Regions from separate parts of the Homo sapiens genome. Here regions 1 and 2 are each linked to region 3. The links are chromatin loops, found by intact Hi-C in ENCODE. Cell type or tissue: heart right ventricle. All regions are shown on one strand. Region 1 overlaps NLGN1 (neuroligin 1). Region 2 overlaps NLGN1 (neuroligin 1). Region 3 overlaps NLGN1 (neuroligin 1).

Region 1 (2,500 bases), 130 kb after region 3:
TGATGATTCCGACAGTGTCCACTGAGTGAAAAGTTTATCAGAAGATAGCAAGCGTATTCTAATATTGTGTTCTGAAACACGACTAAAAGAGCTTGAATAAAGCCAGATATTATAAGTGAAATTCTTGTAACAGTAACCAAAGAACCTTGGATTTTTAAAAATAAAACTTCTATAGGATTGATAATGATTCTTTTATTTATATGTGCAATTTAAATTGTTTATTGAACTCTAAATCTGTGCTAGTCAGTATAGTAGAAGATAGAAATAAAATGGCATAGAAACAGACACAATCTTTGCACTCATGAAGCTTAGAGACAAGTACAGAGAGAATTGTAATACAGGATAAGTTCAACAAAATGTTATTTGTTATGAAACATAGGTGAATGACAGTAAACCAAGGTTTGAGTGCAGTGATAGAAGTCAGGGAAGACTTCTTAGTGGGAATAATATCTTAGATGAAATCTAAGTGATATATAGAAGCCAGGCATCTAAGAGGTTAAAGATGAATGTTTCAGAGAAAACTCCTATGGAAAATTCTGAAGTATGGATAGAAATGTGGTATAATTGAGGAACAGAATGTTCTGAGTGCTTGGAGTATTATGTTGAATTGCGGGTAATAGTGGAATAAGGTGGTAAGGCATAATAGCATGCCAAGTCATCATAAAGACATTGCCTTCTTCCAAAAAGAAAAAGAAAAAAAAGGAAGCCCTTATTTAATTTTAAGTAGTAAAGTACCAAGATTATATTACGTGTGTGTGTGTGTGTGTGTGTGTGTGTGTGTGAATTACTCTGGCTGCTGTGTGGAGAATGGTTTATAGAGAGCAGCAGAGAAAGCAGAAAGAAGACTATGCATTTATTTCAGACATAAGGATGTGGCAATCATGACAGAGAAAAGTAGATGTCATAAAATAGGTAGGTTCTAGTAATTGATTGGCTATCATGAATGGGGAAAAGGACTCAATAAGCACCCTAATTCTAGCTTGGGCAACTATGTAGCCGTATAGTGGCTACCAGTTCCATTCCCTGAAAATGAGACTACAAGGAAAGGATTTAATTTGAAAAAAATCCCTTGAGACAAGTTTGAGATACATTGAGTTTGAATGATCTGTGGGATATCCAAATAGAAATGAAAAGAAAGACCATTATAAGAAAGACCAGGAAAAAAATAAGTTAAAAAAAGATTTGGCCTAGATATACAGATTTGGAATTTTCAGTACATAGGTGGCAAATTAAATCACAGAGTTCATGTTATAATCAAGAAAGAGACTATAGGATGAAAAGGAAAAGGGCGCAGAAGAGAAAACTAAGGAACCTCAACATTAAAGACATGGGAGACCAAGAAGTCCCTAGAATTAGAAAGAACGGGAGGGAGAGGTATCACAAAAACCAGGAAGAGAAATTGTTGCAAGAGGTAGGGTGTAAATAACCAAAAATTTGAAATGATACTGATGGATCAATATATGATAAAAGATAAAAGTTGTCTATTATATTTAACTATAAGGAGGTCATTGATAACTCTGCAAAGTTTTGTGTGTGTGTGTGTGTGGTTGTTTTTTTTGTTTGTTTTGTTTTGTTTTGTTTGAGATGGAGTTTCACTCTTGTCGCCCAGGCTGGAGTGTAAAGTCGCAATTTCGGCTCACTGCAACCTCTGCCTCCCAGATTCAAGTGATTCTCCTGCCTCAACCTCCCAAGTAGCTGGGATTACAGGCATGTGCCACCACACCCGGCTAATTTTGTATTTCTAGTAGAGATGGGGTTTCACCGTGTTGGTCAGGGTGGTCTCAAACCGCTGACCTCAGGTGATCCACCCACCTAGACCTCCCAAAGTGCTGGGATTACAGGCATGAACCACCATGCCTGGCCCTCGGTAAAGTTTTTATTATCAAAGATGAATTGAAGCCAGAAAGGCAGAAATAGAAAAAAATGTACATTTCAGAAAACTTACAACTTTAACAAAGTATGTGGAAATACACTTTCTTTAAAGCTTTGTCAGGAGAGAATGTAGATTATGCTAGGTTGATAAACAGATTGGTTTTTTTAAAAATCTGAGGGTAATGGCCCCACCATCCATCCCATTACTGGCTATATACCCAAAGTATTATAAATCATTCTAATATAAAGACACTTGCACATGTATGTTTATTGCAGCACTGTTCACAATAGCAAAGACTTGGGAACCAACACAAATGCCCATCAATGATAGACTGGATAAAGAAAATGTGGCACATATACACCGTGGAATACTATGCAACCATAAAAAAGGAGGAGTTCATGTTCTTTGCAGGGATATGGATGAAGCTGGAAACCACCATTCTCAGCAAACTAACACAGGAACGGAAAACCAAACACCACATGTTTTCACTCATAAGTGGGAGTTGAACAATGAGAACACATGGACACAGGGAGGGGAACATCACACACTGGGGCCTGTCAGGGGGTGGGGGGCTAGGGAAGGGATAGCATTAGGAGAAATACCTAATGTAGATGATGGGTTGATAGG
Region 2 (2,500 bases), 140 kb after region 3:
CAGGACTTTTCCCTAGGTTAGCTGAAAAAGGAGTCCTTGATCCACAGCCACAAAACTTGAGGCTTGCAGACGATTTGAAGGGTGAGAATAATGGGATTTATTGGGCAAAAAGGAAAAAGGGGGTAACAAGGACTCTCCACAAGGCCAGAGTTCTTGCTAGTAGTCTTCCCACCTCACAGATTGAATTCCACGTTTCACACAGGAAGAGGAGGAGCCAGGCTCCTCCTGCCTGCAAACGGCATGAACTTCCTGAGTCTCTAGCTGGGCACGCAGGCCAGTTGCAGTTTTGCCAGGGAGCCCTTCCCACCTGGCTGTCTCAGCATCATTTGTTTATACATGTGTGGTACTGTTAATGTTTTGTCATACTTGTATGTTTATATAACACACAGTAGTGTGGAAAAACATGCTATATTTTTGAAACTTGAAATCTGTATGAGAAATTCTATTTAGATCCTGTTACTCAAAATATGATCCATGGATCAGAGACATAAAATCTTGCTAAAAATATGTTCTCTCTGTCCCTGGCTCAGAACTATTAAATCAAGTACTATGTTTTAGTAAAATTCTCAGGTAATTCAGTGCACATTAAAATTTACGGGGCAGTGCGTTAGATCACAAAGCTATTCCTGACTTTGGAGCTCCTTATGCCTCCAAATTGTAAATACTTGGAGGATTCGCCTTGAAAATCCAAATTCCCAAACTATGGGATCACCATAGTTAACTAGTACCTTAAGAAATAAATCTGGATAAAAAGATAACTAATTGCCTGTGAATAGATGCAAAAAGGAAATTATATTATTTACTAAGCCTGATCCCAAGACCTAAGGAAACATCAAGAAGAGGTTCTAAATATATGAAGGGTTGTCCACTAGAATAGGAATGGCAATTACTCTTTATAGACCCAGAGAGAATTAATTACTAGGATCAACAAATAGAATTCACAGGAAGAGAGATTTTGGTGCCAGATAATTGAACTATGTGTAAGTGCAATGCTTTTTCTCACAAATGAAATCTATTTATCTCCTTTCTTCAAGCCGAGGTTTACCCAATATCTGTCATGGGCTCTGTTGAAAGAGCCTCATAAGTAAGAGGTTTGAACTGAAAGACTACAGAAAAATGACCTCAGAGGTCACTTTGAAGTCTGAAATTCTAGGATTTGTCCAGTCAAGGAATAACAAATGCCTGTGAATAATTGAATATATGTGACAAGTGAAAAGAGAACTGTTTGAGTGAACATAAGTAGTGGTTAGGTTTAACAACTAATAAGAATAATCAGCTACACAGCCTGTGCAGATTTAAGAGGCAAATTATATGTTTAGAAAAGCCGACTAACAGAAGGGCTCTTAGCTATTTTGTGAAGACTTGGAAAGTTACTCATTGAGCCCTCTGCTGGCTGATATGCAGGGCACTGATTTTTGGATCGGAAAGGAGACTAAATTTTCCCCCTGGGAATAATAGGTGATATTCGCACATCAAAGAGAAGTAGTGAGAAAGAGCAAGGATAAGTTGATTAAGATGGCTTATGAGAACTGCAACTTGTTTGATTCTTGGACATTTATTTTTGATTATCTTTGTAATAGCAGTTGATTCAATTGCTACCATATGGTGACACCAGCAAATAATTTTAATTTTTTAATATTTGAATCCACTTTATTTTTAAAATCTATGTGGGGAATTATAATTCTATAAAGCTTCCAGATAGTATAATTAATAAAGTACTAGCAGTTTCCAAAACTAAAAATTAAAGATGATTTAGAATTACTTTAGAAGAGAAACACACCTGTATGAAGTTTCTTCATGTCTTTCTGTATGTTTAGAAGCATGTTTATTTTCAGACTAAATCTACAGTGAAGGTTAAGTTACTATCATTTCTAGAATGCAGTGGTAAGAGAGAGAATCCAGTGTATGGTAATGAAAAATACCCACTGTAGAGTATTTCCATCATCCCCAAATGAAACATATCATCATCCCCCGAAGTTCCTCCCATTGTGCATTTTTTTCTCAGTCAGTTTGTAACACCTGCACAACCCAGAAAACTACTCTTCTGATTTTAATTAATTTTGCTTCTTCTAGAACTTCAGTAGAAATGAATTGTGTTTGACTTCTCTGGATTTGAAAGATTCACCCAGGTTGAGTTTATCACCAGTTTCTTCCTTTTTATTGATGAATAGTATTCCACAATTTATCAGTTCCCATGGTGATGGACATTTAGCTTATTATCAGTTTTTGGTTCCTTTGAAAAAAGCTGCTATGAATTTTTAATTTCTCTTCCATAACCATCTAGGAGTGGAATTTCTGGTTTTTAGGGTAGATGTGTAACTACAGAAATCTCTCAAACTGTTTTTCATAATAATTTTAGGTTCATTTATTATGAAGAAGTTATATATTCTCATAAGTACTGTATGTGTGAGAGCTCAAATTGCTCCATTATCTTGCCAATATTTGGTATTTTTTGGCTTTTTTGTTTTAGCCCTTCTAGGGGATGAGAAATTGTATCTCA
Region 3 (2,500 bases):
TGGGTGGGACATGGTGCTAGGCACAATGGAGAAGGCAAAGATGAGTCAAACGCTACCTCAATTGTGACAGTCCTTCTTTATTCACCTGGAGTTTTTGAAGTTAAGATATGGTGTTCTACATCCATGTTTTTGTTAATGCAGGGGAGATTGGGCTGCTTTTATTTCACTAGCACATGGAAGGAGGGATAAAGCATTTAGAAATGGTGAAATTGGCAGCTTTAGAAAATTCAAGAACTCTATCAGCATTAGAATGTGAAAACATTTGAGTCATAGGCTTGCTAGGGGTGAGTATTTAATAGGTGCCTTTGTAAAATCTCCAAACTAGGCTGTATCATTTTCTATACATGTTTAAATCTCTTAATTACAAAGCAACTTTAATTATACATAAAGTATGCCACTTCAATCATGTTTTAATCACACATAAAAAAATTAAATTTATCCCAAAGTTATTTTCTGCATTTCAATTCTGATTTTTAAACTCTGGCATATTCTGTACCAAAAAATTGCATTAAGCTAATGTTTATGCTTGCACATAATCCCACACTTTCAAGGCAACACTTAAAATATTCAGAAGAGCTTCACAAGAGGGAGTAGTTTAATTCTGTTGTTGACTCAGAGCCATTGTTCTTCACAGTTACAGCTCCGCTGGCATAGGCTACATATGGTCACTTGTTTTCTCAGTGTACAGAGTGATAATGCATTAACATTCTGGCTGGTGGTGGAGGCTGTGCTGTGCTTTAGAGAAATATAGCAGGGAAGATGTGCTGCCTCTTTGGCAGAAAAGAGGGCAAGATCAGCATGAGAGAGCCTGCAGATTGCTATAAACTAATCATTGGGACTGTACACTGTGGTGGCTGACCTAGAAGTCAGATCATTCCCTTACGGAGTCTAAATTTCAAACATTGTCTGTCTGTGAGTAGGACTTACATTGAAAGAGTGGTCATCAGAGAGAACTATGGACCACAGCCACAGAAGGAAGTTTTGCCAGCTTCCTTCACCACTGCCATTCAGAGGTGCTGTTCTGGAGCCCTCGGTTGCCACTTGGAAGAGACTTTTTATGATCCCACTTTTGCTCTAATCATGGCTATGTAGGCCCCAGGTCAAGTGGAGTGCTGGGCTGGTGACTGATGGCCCTGTCAAGGTCCATTAGAAGTAGTACTTAAGTACTTTCTTAGGTCATTAGTATTAGGCAACAAGAATGGGGGATTTTGGCTGGGGTTTAGTAAACATGACTTTTCTTAAAGCTTTTGCAATTTCCTTTTGTGTATATGAAGTGAGGAAAAAAGGCCACGGAAGATATTAAGCATCTATTCCTACCCCGCCCTCCAAACCCCCTCATCTCTTATCTAATATTATTCCATGTGGGATTGTGTGCCAAGAGACATTTCCAGTTATGAGGGCTTCTACCTACTTTTTCCTGCTTCTCTGGGTTACATCTGTGGTTGCGAATAGAAAAATTAATACTAGTGGCAGCACCAGAGGGAGCCACTTACACACTTTTGTTTCAAGCAGTGACGAAGCTGACAGTAAGACTTAAAATGCAGAAATATTAAGGTTTAATTGTATTTTCTGAAAGAGAATGGCAGAAAAGTAGATGATATGTAAAATCTGTTAGCAGCAATTCCAAATTATGGGACTAGTAGCAACCACTTTCTCTCTCTCACTTGAAATATTTGTGAATGGTAATTGCCTGGCTGCAATCCAGAAAGTAAATCATATTTCAAAATGTAAAATTGTGTTTGGAGCAAGAAGTATTCTCTCTGATCCTGGAATTGTCCCTCTGCAGAATACTATTAGCAAGTTTGCATGTTTGAAACCTATACCAGTTTACTGTTTTTGTAATGTTAATGATGCTACCAAAAATAAAGAATGAGGAATTAAGACTAAAACTTTTCAGATGCACATGCCAGTGCTCAATGCATTCTCTCTCACTCTGACACACACACACACACACACACACACACACACAGTGTGCACACATATTTGCACAGGTGATTTTGCTGTAGAGCATTAGAACCAGGATTTTGTAAGGACATCAGGTAAGCTTGCTCTTGAGTACTATGATAGGGTTGAGAGAATTAAAATCCTGAAAGGAAAATAGAATGTATTTATCTTTATTAGCACACTGACCTTTTTTTTTTAATGAGGAAATAGTCAAATGCATAAAGTTCTGAGTGAAACTCTATCTTAATTACCACACTAACAAAATATTTCAGGAAAATATATTGATTCCAACTTCTTGGAGGGAAGGTTTCCAGCCCTTCTCTTGTTTTGTCTTGGCTGATTCTAAACCAAATTATAAAAACACTGGAAAGGAAGAATTGCTATAGTTCTTCTTTGAACAACCACAAAAAAAGCCGTATTCTTAGTACTGCTCAGCCTTCCTCCACCCCACTTTGACAGCATCAGGCATATCCAATAACATACTTTCACAAGAAGGGATTCTATGAAATTAGATGATCTCCTTTGGCTCTGTAATGGTACTTTTTTGGCCTGATTG

Evidence for each region. Hi-C counts contacts between places; a loop is a spot of excess contacts. Peaks named below come from ENCODE experiments on the same cell type or tissue, not always from the same donor. Only the 100,000 strongest peaks of a DNase experiment are listed, where the experiment ranks them.
Region 1: a loop joins it to region 3, with 2.3 times the contacts of the local background. A loop is called at or near these places in 50 of 110 quality-filtered maps.
Region 2: it touches region 3 in a loop (15-fold over the local background); 50 of 110 quality-filtered maps call a loop at or near these places.

Annotation. Positions count from the first base shown.
Region 1 is chr3:173,543,511-173,546,010 of GRCh38, forward strand. The region is part of intron 1 of NLGN1 (neuroligin 1); the gene reads left to right. Among named protein-coding and RNA genes, the nearest start is that of NLGN1, 150 kb to the left of the region's middle. In heart right ventricle, no CTCF peak of the experiment used is centred here; no DNase peak of the experiment used is centred here.
Region 2 is chr3:173,552,473-173,554,972 of GRCh38, forward strand. The region is part of intron 1 of NLGN1 (neuroligin 1); the gene reads left to right. Among named protein-coding and RNA genes, the nearest start is that of NLGN1, 160 kb to the left of the region's middle. In heart right ventricle, a CTCF peak has its summit at 1,387 (motif pointing left); no DNase peak of the experiment used is centred here.
Region 3 is chr3:173,410,376-173,412,875 of GRCh38, forward strand. All of the region lies in intron 1 of NLGN1 (neuroligin 1), which reads left to right. Among named protein-coding and RNA genes, the nearest start is that of NLGN1, 14 kb to the left of the region's middle. RefSeq lists an enhancer at 1-446. In heart right ventricle, a CTCF peak has its summit at 1,482 (motif pointing right); no DNase peak of the experiment used is centred here; H3K4me3 peaks cover 651 bases; H3K27ac peaks cover 725 bases.